Regions from separate parts of the Homo sapiens genome. Here region 1 is linked to region 2. A link is an interaction called in ENCODE POLR2A ChIA-PET data of the cell type or tissue named here. Cell type or tissue: Panc1. All regions are shown on one strand. Region 1 overlaps FOXK2 (forkhead box K2). Region 2 overlaps HEXD (hexosaminidase D).

Evidence for each region. Peaks named below come from ENCODE experiments on the same cell type or tissue, not always from the same donor. Only the 100,000 strongest peaks of a DNase experiment are listed, where the experiment ranks them.
Region 1: POLR2A ChIA-PET joins it to region 2 with 11 read pairs; 10 of 35 experiments call an interaction of 5 or more read pairs at or near these places.

What each region holds. Positions count from the first base shown.
Region 1 is chr17:82,528,858-82,533,857 of GRCh38, reverse strand. All of the region lies in intron 1 of FOXK2 (forkhead box K2), which reads right to left. Among named protein-coding and RNA genes, the nearest start is that of FOXK2, 12 kb to the right of the region's middle. In Panc1, a CTCF peak has its summit at 4,863 (motif pointing right); DNase peaks (open chromatin) are centred at 2,157, 2,187, 2,621 and 4,867; H3K4me3 peaks cover 1,037 bases; H3K27ac peaks cover 2,392 bases.
Region 2 is chr17:82,420,320-82,425,319 of GRCh38, reverse strand. It overlaps HEXD (hexosaminidase D), which reads right to left. Exons shown (of 13, transcript NM_001330542.2): 3 at 817-926. Among named protein-coding and RNA genes, the nearest start is that of HEXD-IT1, 2.5 kb to the left of the region's middle. RefSeq lists an enhancer at 502-1,337. In Panc1, a CTCF peak has its summit at 576 (motif pointing right); no DNase peak of the experiment used is centred here.

The DNA of each region.
Region 1 (5,000 bases), 110 kb before region 2:
CCAGCTAACCTAGCTGTGCCAGGCCCAGCTAACCTACAGCTGTGCGTCACCACGCCCGGCTAACCTACAGCTGGGCACCACCATGCCCGGCTAACAAAATTCACGTCGTTTCAAGTCAATGATGGGCCGCATATATGAGGGTCCCGTTAAGATTATGATGGAGCTGAAAAATTCCTATTCCTAGCCATTGTGATGTCATAGTGCAATGAATTACTCATGAGTCTGGGGTGATGCTGGTGTCAACGAACCTACTACGCGAACAGCCGTATGAAAGTACAGCACATACGATCGCGTACAATATGTAATACTTAATAATAATAAATGACAGTTACTGGTTATGTATTCACTGCACTATACTTTTTTTTTTTGAGACAAAGTCTCACTCCATCACCCAGGCTGGAGTGCAGTGGCACGGTCTCGGCTCACTACAACCTCTGCCTCCTGGGTTCAAGCAATTCTCCTGCCTCAGCCTCCCGAGTAGCTGGGATTACAGGCGTGTGCTACCATGCCTGGCTAATTTTTTGCATTTTTAGTAGAGACAGGGTTTCACCATGTTGGCCAGGCTGGTCTCAAACTCCTGACCTCAGGTGATCCACCCGCCTGGCCTCCCAAAGTGCTGGGATTACAGGCGTGAGCCACCACGCCCGGCAGCACTATACATTTTATCGTTAATTTAGAGTATACTGCTTCTACTTATTTTTAAAAAGTTAACTATACAACAGCCCCAGGTAGGTCCTTCAGGAAGTATCCAGAAGAAGCCGTTATCACCGGAGGTGACAGCTCCATGCACGTTACTTCCCCTAAGAACTTTGGAGTGGAACAAGATGTGGAGGTAGAAGACAGTGATACTGCTGGTCCTGACCCTATGTAGGGCTAGGCTAGTGTGTGTTTCAGTCTTAGTTTTTAAACAAAAAAAGTTTAAAAAGAAAAAAATAATAATTTTACAAACAGAAAAAAGCTTATCAAATAAGAATACAAAAATATTTTTGTGGTCAGGCGCGGTGGCTCACACCTGTAATCCCAGCACTTTGGGAGGCCAAAGCAGGCAGATCACCTCAGGTCAGGAGTTCGAGACCAGCCTGGTCAACACGGCAAAACCCCATCTCTACTAAAAATACAAAAATTAGCCAGGTGAGGTGGCTACTCGGGAGGCTGAAGCAGGAGAATCACTCGAACCCGGGAGGCAGAGGTTGCAGTGAGCCACAATCACACCATTGCACTCCAGCTTGGGCCACACAGTGAGACGTAGTCTCAGAAAAAAACAACAAAAATATTTTTTTATGTCTGCACAATGTGTGTTTTAAACTAAGTATTAGTTTATAAAGTAAAAAAAAATTATAGTATGTTAAGACTAATAAATTATTTACAATTTTTTTCTTTTACCTGACAAGAAAACTCTTTTTAAATACATTTAGGCCAGGCGCAGTGGCTCACGCCTGTAATCCCAGCACTTTGGGAGGCCGAGGTGGGTGGATCACCTGAGGTCAGGAGTTCAAGACCAGCCTGGCCAACATGGTGAAACCCCGTCTCCACTAAAAATGCAAAAACTAGCTGGGCTGGTCTCGGGTGCTGGTAATCCCAGCTACTCGGAAAGCTGAGGCAGGAGAATTGCTTGAACCAAGGAGGCGGAGGCTGCAGTGAGCCGAGAACGCGCCATTGCACTGCAGCCTAGGCAACAAGAGCGAAACTCCATCTCAAAAAAATAAATAAGATGGGCACAGTGGCTCACGCCTATAATCCTAGCACTTAGGGAGGCCAAGGTAGGTGTTTACCTGAGCTCAGGAGTTCAAGACCAGCCTGGACAACATGGTGAAACCCCATCTCTACTAAAATAAAATAAAATAAAATAATTAGCCGGGCGTGGCGGCGTGAGCCTGTAATCCCAGCTACTCGGGAAGCTGAGGCAGGAGAACTGCTTGAACCTGGGAGGCAGACGTTGCAGTGAGCCAAGATCACGCCATTGCACTGCAGCCTGGGCGACAAAAGCGAAACTCCTTCTCAAATAAATAAAGTATAGCCTAAATGTCCAGTGTTTATGAAGTTGACAGCGGTGTACAGTCACGTCCTAGGCCTTCACATTCACTCACCATTTACTCACTGACTCACCCCGTCCTGCAAGCTCTGCTGACACTAAGTGCTCTAGAGAGCTGTACCTTTATCTTTTGTACCTTATTTTTACTGTGCCTTTTCTATGTTTTAATATGTTTAGATACACAAACACCATGTTACAGCATTCAATACAGTCACATGTTGCTTAAGTTTGTGCAGCATGTGGCTGTAGGCGCAACAGGATATACACACAGCCTGGGTGTGCAGCAGGCTGTGTCATCTAGGCTTGTACAAGTATGCTCTATGATGTTCGCACAACAATGAAATCACCTAACAATGCATTTCTCAGAATGATTTCCACAGTTAAGTGATGCATGACTGTACAAGGCCAAAAAAGTCACTTTGGGGAGTCTACCATCAACAAAAACAAAAAAAAGTGGGAGCAACTGTAGAATCAGAAGTGAATTTAATCTGACTTACATTTATAACTGTTTTACATGGTTTCCTATGGTACAGTAGTCACCCAATCCAAACTCAGAAGCCCACATCCAACCAATTCAGCAATAAACATTTGAGTCCTATCGAGTACCCAGAATTCCTGGAGGAGGTCACCCAGGGGTCAAAGGCTACAACCCCAGGAAGTGTACAATGTAAAGATGAATCAGCCCAGCCCACAGAACACTTACATGCAGTTCACTCAAGTGTACAGGATTTCAGCTGTGTTTAATCACGTGTGGACAAGTCCAGGGGGAAGCTTGGCAAAGTGGGAACAGGTCCTCAAGGAGGACCCAGAACAGACATTTTATATTTAAACCACATCTTCTTCCACCCAGCTCAAATGGCTATCAAAATGATGTTCATTATCCTAACATCCTCCAACAGCTCAGAAATGGCAAAAACACAGAATTTTTAAAACATTCTCTATATACTCAAAATGCTATCGTATTCTGAAAAATACAAGACCAAAAAAGCCACTTTGAAAACACAACAGTAGACCGGGCACAGTGACTCACACTTTGGCCTGTGATCCCAACACTTTGGGAGGCCAAGACAGGGGAATCACCTGCAGTCAGGAGTTTGAGACCAGCCTGGCCCACATGGTGAAACCCCGTCTCTACTAAAAATACAAAAATTAGCAGAGCGTGGTGGTGGCGCCTGTAATCCCAGCTACTCGGGAGACTGAGGCAGGAGAATTGTTTGAACCCGGGAGGAGGACGTTGCAGTGAGCTGAGATGGCGCCACTGCACTCCAGCCTGGGTGACAGAGCGAGACTCTGTCTCAAAAAAAAAAAAAAAAAACACATCAGTAGTTTTAAATTTCCTTATTTCGGGTTTTCTCTCTCTTTTTTTTTTTTTTTTTTTTTAGATGGAGTTTCACTCTTGTTGCCCAGGCTGGAGTTCAAGTGATTCTCCTGCCTTAGCCTCCCGAGTAGCTGGTATTAGAGGCATGCGCCACCACACCCAGCTAATTTTGTATTTTTAGTAGACACAGGGTTTCTCCATGTTGGTCAGGCTGGTCTCGAACTCCCGATCTCAGGAGATCCGCCTGCCTCAGCCACCCAAAGTGCTGGGATGACAGGCGTGACCCAACGTGCCCGGCCTATTTCAGGTTTTCTATATTCCATCTGTCCAAATGAAAGTCAAAAGATGAGTTTTCTTACTGCCAATTATTAATGACTAAACACCATTAAAAACAGCACCTTGAGAGCCATCTTTCCCAGCGTGGCTGTGCTAACAATGACGTCACATCATCAGTTCATTCTCCAGTGGAACCAGGAACACAAAAAACTGGAACAATTCAGCTACAGCTCATTGTCTTTTTTCCCACTAAAGATAAACGTTCTCAGAATATCTGTATCAATGTAACTAAGGTATTCCTAGTTCTCAGAATATCTGTATCAGCCTAATTAAGTCAATAAATACGACTAAGAGAACACATTACAAACGTAACAATGTTAGGCTACTACTGCCTTAAGGGACCTAGTTGTATCTTCTTACAACCAGGGATAGCAAGACAGAACTGCATTCCGAGAGTGTCCTTTCAAAGCTGCAAAGGGAGGAGTTATCTAGTGACTCCGCAATGAGTCTCAACCTCCAGGCTCTGTTTTACAAAAGGCACTTTCAGGTGGGGCGCCATGGCTCACGCCTGTAATCCCAGCACTTTGGGAGGCCGAGGCAAGCGGATCACCTGAGGTCAGGAGTCCGAGATCAGCCTGGCCAACATGGTGAAACCCTGTCTATTAAAAATACAAAAATTAGCTGGGAGTGGGCACGCGCCTGTAATCCCAGGTACTCAGGAGGCTAAGGCAGGAGAATCACTTGAACCTGGGAGGCGGAGGTTGCAGTGAGCCAAGATCGTGCCACTGCATTCCAGCCTGGACGACAGAGCAGAACTCCATCTTGAAAAAAAAAAAAAAAAAATTAGCCGGCGTGGTGGCACGTGCCTGTAATTCCAGCTACTCAGGAGGCTGAGGCAGGAGAATCGCTTGAACCCGGGAGGTGGACACTGCAATGAGCCAAGATCACACCACTGCACTTCAGCCTGGGAAACAGAGCAAGACCCTGTCTCAAAAAAAAAAAAAAAAAAAAAAGGCGCTTTCAAGTATAATTTGAACAGATGCTTTGGTAGCATAAAGGTTTTAAGCAGGAATCATCTGTAAAAAAAATTATTAAAACTTACCACCAGTAGGACCAAGAGTCATAACCAACTTTTATTATATTATCAGCTGCCAGGTTGCTACGCAACAGGCGGCTCTCCCCTCCTGCGTCCTGTGCGTTGTAAGATTTTTCAGTGGCATCCCTGGCCTCTGTCCACTAGATGCCAGTAGCACCCGTCCTCCCAGTCTATGCCAACCAAATGTGCCTCCAGACACTGTCATACGTCCCAGGGAGGGGAAGGAGGCAGACTCACCCCGGTGTCGTACTCCAATGCCCTTCACAGGACAAAGAACA
Region 2 (5,000 bases):
TCTCTGGCCTTCTCTAACCTTATCTAGCCTTCTCTAACCTCTAGCCCAGCCTTCTCCAGCCTTCTCCAGCCTTCTCTAGCCTCCTCCGGCCTTCTCTAGCCCAGCCTCCTCCAGCCTCCTCCAGCCTTCTCCGGCCTCCTCCAGCCTCCTCCAGCCTTCTCTAGCCTCCTCCAGCCTTCTCCAGCCTTCTCTGGCCTCCTCCAGCCTCCTCCGGCCTTCTCTAGCCCAGCCTCCTCCAGCCTTCTCCAGCCTTCTCCAGCCTTCTCTGGCCTCCTCCAGCCTCCTCCAGCCTTCTCTAGCCTCCTCCAGCCTTCTCCGGCCTTCTCTAGCCCAGCCTTCTCTGGCCTTCTCTAACCTTCTGTAGTCCAGCCTTCTCCAGCCTTCTCCAGCCTTCTCTAGCCTTCTCCAGCTTTCTCTAGCCTTCTCTAGCCCAGCCTTCTCTGGCCTTCCTTCTCTGGCCTTCTCTAACCTTCTCTAACCTTCTCTAACCTTCTGTAGTCCAGCCTTCTCCCATCAACAGAAGAAACGCCTGCAGGACAGAGACAGGAACTGCAGCTCTTCCCTGTAGGGGGCGCTGCTGATGCTTACTTTCCCTTTAAATGTTTCAAAATTCTCTCCAGTGAATGTTTGAAATGAAACTTTGTTTTCATACAATTAAAGAGATGAATTTAAAAAGACAAAAAAGGAATGTACCCACCACTGTTCAGTTCCTGACTGTGCCACCCGCACCTCCAGGTTGCTGCTCCTCCTGCCCTGCGGAACCCCCCCTTCCCCGCTTTCACGCCGCGCCCCTGTACCTGCCACGGGCAGTGTTACCTGTAGGCGTACTTGGCCCTCAGCAGCCTCAGAGGGCCCTCGTAGGGAAACATGTCTTCATACTCAATGAGGAGGCCGTTTGCACCTAGCGCACGGAACAGAGGAAAAATCTGGGGGGTAAACAGGGAGGGGTTAGGAAGAAGTGGCTGCTGGAGCACGATGTGGCAAGTCCACAGCAGGGAGACGCCTTCCCTTTCAGCCTGTGGAGACTGTGGGAGTTGCTACTTCTATTTCTCCTGGGAACCTTAAATCCGGAATGTGTACTTTACGTTATGCCAAATGAAACTCCCCGTTCCAGTGACTATTTTGCACAGAAGGGGAGATATGCTATGAAACAGGGCTGCTACTCAACGCGCTGGTGGCTCAGCTTGGGAGGGACGGGTCCGGCCAGCAGGGAGCCACCAAGAAGCAGCTCTTCATGCACGGCGGCCCAGCAAGGCAGCCAGGCTGAGGGGCACCAGCAAGGCATGGGGGACAGGGCAGCCAGGCTGAAGGAGAATGGCAAGGCATGGGGGACGGGGCAGGAGGAGCCGGGGCAGGGGGAGCAGGGCTCTGAAGGGTTGGGGTCAGCACCTGGGGGAGGTGAGAGAGGGGTGCAGAACTCATTCGTTCCTGGTCTGTACTCATGGGGTCCCTTCCCCCTTATTCTCCTCCCCACTTCCTTGTCTTTCTCTCTTTTTTTTTTTTTTTTGAGATGGAGTCTCGCTCTCTCGCCCAGGCTGGAGTGGAGTGGCGTGATCTTGGCTCGTTGCAACCTCTGCCTCCCGGGTTCAAGCGATTCTCCTGCCCCAGCCTCCCGAGTAGCTGGGATTACAGGCGCCCGCCCCGATGCCCAGCTAATTTTTGTATTTTTAGTAGAGACGGGGTTTCACCATGTTGGCCAGGCTGGTCTCGAACTCCTGACCTCAGGTAATCTGCCCCTCGGCCTTCCAAAATGCTGGGATTACAGGTGTGAGCCACTGTGCCCGGCCTCTCTCTTTTTTTTAACAGATGGGGTCTCACTCTGTTGCCCAGGCTGGAGCGTGCTGGCATGATCATGGCTCGCTGCAGCACCCAACTCCTGGGCTCAAGTGATCCTCCAGCCTCAGCCTTCCAAGGAGCTGGGACTACAGGCACATGCTAGGCCTCCTGGATGACACACATGCAGGAGAACTAAGGAGCCCCAGCTGACAGTTGGGATGAACTGCCGGACATGGAAGGCCACGCGGACCATCAGAGGTTTCTAGATGTTACGGGGCTGTGACCACCTGAGGGCACCTCGGTCAGAAAAGCAGAATCACGCAGCCAACCCACAGAAACACAAGGGGTGATGAATGGGGACCTCAAGTTTGGGGAGATCTGTCACGCAGCAACAGATGATGGAAACAGGGACTCCAGCTGTGTGTAAGTTGGATCTTCTTTGCCTATATTCAATTGTCAGAACGCCTTTCCTTTCTTTTTTTTTTTGAGATGGAGTTTTGCTCTTGTCCCCCAGGATGGAGTGCAGTGGCACGATCTCAGCTCACCACAACCTCCGCCTCCCGGGTTCAAGCAATTCTCCTGCCTCAGTCTCCCGAGTAGCTGAGATTACAGGCACCTGACACCACGCCTGGCTAATTTTTGTATTTTTAATAGAGACAGGGTTTCACCATGTTGGTCAGGCTGGTCTCGAACTCCTGACCTCAGGTGATCCACCCTCCTCAGCCTCCCAAAGTGCTGGGATTATAGGCATGAGCCACCGCGCCTGGCCCAAGTCAAAATGCCTCTTCATCAGCTGTATGTAAGTTCAGTCTTCTTTGCCATATTCAATTTGTCAGAACGCCTTTTCATCTCTGTTTGCTTTTTTCTTTTCTGTCATCTGTTTCCAAATACTGCACTTTCCATGGTGTCTACTCACTTGTACACTTCTTATAGTTTAGTCTTCATTAAAAACATTGTTTTTTCCTTATAATTCATTTCTGAGCTCCACAGGCAATTTTTTACAACCTCCTTTTGTCTGATTACCACATTTCTGGGCTTTTTTTTTTTTAGACTGAGTCTTGCTCTATCGCCCAGGCTGGAGTGCAGTGGCACGATCTTGGCTCACTGCAACCTCCACCACCCAGGTTCAGGTGATTCTCATGCCTCAGCCTCCCAAGTAGGTGGGATTACAGTTGTGAGCCGCTGAGCCTGGCCTGGGCTTTTCTATTTCTGATTTATGCTGTTCTTTCACAGCTTCCGTCATCTTCTGAGTATCTTTTATCTTGTTATGAAATATTATGGAACAGTGTTTCCTGCTGGGTGGGCCTGTGTGTCTGGAGCACCTTCACTGCTGCAATGCTATTCAGATCATCTTCTTTTTTCTTTTTTTTTTTTTTTGAGACAGAGTCTCACTCTTGTCACCCAGGCTGGAGCGCAGTGGCACAATCTCGGCTTACTGCAACCTCCACCTCCCAGGTTCAAGTGATTCTCCTGCCTCAGCCTCTCGAGTAGCAGGATTACAGGCGCCGCCACCACACGGGGCTAATTTTTGGTATTTTTAGTAGAGACACTGTGTTGGCCAGGATGGTCTTCATCTCCTGACCTTGTGATCCACCTTCCTCGGCCTCCCAAAGTGCTGGGATTACAGGCGTGAGCCACCGTGCCTGGCCTTCTTTTTTCTTACCTATCTTTGTATGATGTTAAACAACACTCTTTTTTGCTTCTTTTTTTCTTTTTTTGAGATGGTGTCTTGCTCTGTCACCTTGGCTGGAGTGCAGTGGCGCAATCTTGGCTCACTGCAACCTCTGCCTCCTGAGTTCAAGCAATTCTCCTGCTTCAGACTCCCAAGTAGCTGGGACTACAGGCATGTGTCACCATGCCTTGCTAATTTTTGTATTCTTAGTAGAGACGGGGTTTCTCCATGTTGCCCAGGCTGGTCACAAGCTCCTGACCTCAGGTGATCTGTCCGTCTTGGCCTCCCAAAGTGCCTGGATTACAGACGTGAGCCACCATGGCCAGCCTGTTGCTCATTTTTAAGAACAGGCTCTTGTGTTTGCAATGGTGACAGGCCAGCCTCAAGGCCCCCTCCTCTACTGCTGCCACGCGGTATTAGAAACTGCAGGCTCTGTGTAGCTGCTTCTGCAGTGTTTTTTGACCTCCACCTCTTCTGGACGCCTTTCCCCAGGACCTTTCCCTTCGCTGTTCCTGCCCAGTTCAATGTGGATGCTTTCCCTGTTTTGTCCTTAGTGGGGGGCGCTGTTCCTCTGGAAGGAAGTTTTGTTACGTATTTCTGAGAGTTTTGCAGCCTTGGGCCTCCCCTGCACCCTCCTGGATGTTTCATTACGTATTTCTGACAGCCTTGCAGCCTCGGCCTCCCCTGCACCCTCCTTTAAGTCTCTTTGCACTCAATCTCAGACGGGAGCCATTAAAACTCTGCCCCACTTCTCGCTATGGGAGACCTTTACTTACTTTTGAGGCTATTTTCTGGGTCCTCTGGTCATAGCACTGTTGGAGTTTCCCTCTTTCCTCTGTTACCTCCTGCTTGGCCACTAACCCCATACAGGTGTTATTCTGTCTGTGGTTTGGTCCCACCCACTTGTAGTTTGGGATCCATGGGGACACCCTGATACCTAATTTTGTTGAAGAGTGTCTTAGTTTTCTAGGGCTGCTGTAATAAATGACCATAAACTGGGTGGCTTGGCCGGGTGCGGTGGCTCACACCTGTAATCCTAGCACTTTGGGAGGCTGAGGCGGGTGGATCACGAGGTCAGCAGTTCAAGACCAGCCTGGCCAATGTGGTGAAACCCCGTCTCTACTAAAAATACAAAAATTAGCCAGGCATGGTGGCAGGCACCTGTAATCCCAGCTACTCCAGAGGCTGAGGCAGGAGAATTGCTTGAACCCGGGAGGTGGAGGTTGCAGTAAGCCGAGACTGCGCCATTGTACTCCAGCCTGGATGACAGAGCGAGACTCCGTCTCAAAAAACAAACAAACAACTGGGCGGCTTGACACAACAGAAATTTATTCTCTCACAGTTCTGGAGGCCCTAAGTCCAAAATCCAGGTGTCAGCAGACCCAGCTCTCCCTGAAGGCTGAAGAGGAGGACCCTTCCTTGCTTCTCTCTAGCTTCTGGTGATCGTCAGCTGTCCTCGGCATCCTGGGGTTCGTGGCACGTCATGACCATCTTGGCTGCTGGCACCGCGGGGCATCCTCCTGGGTCTTCACACTGCCTTCCCTCCGTGTGT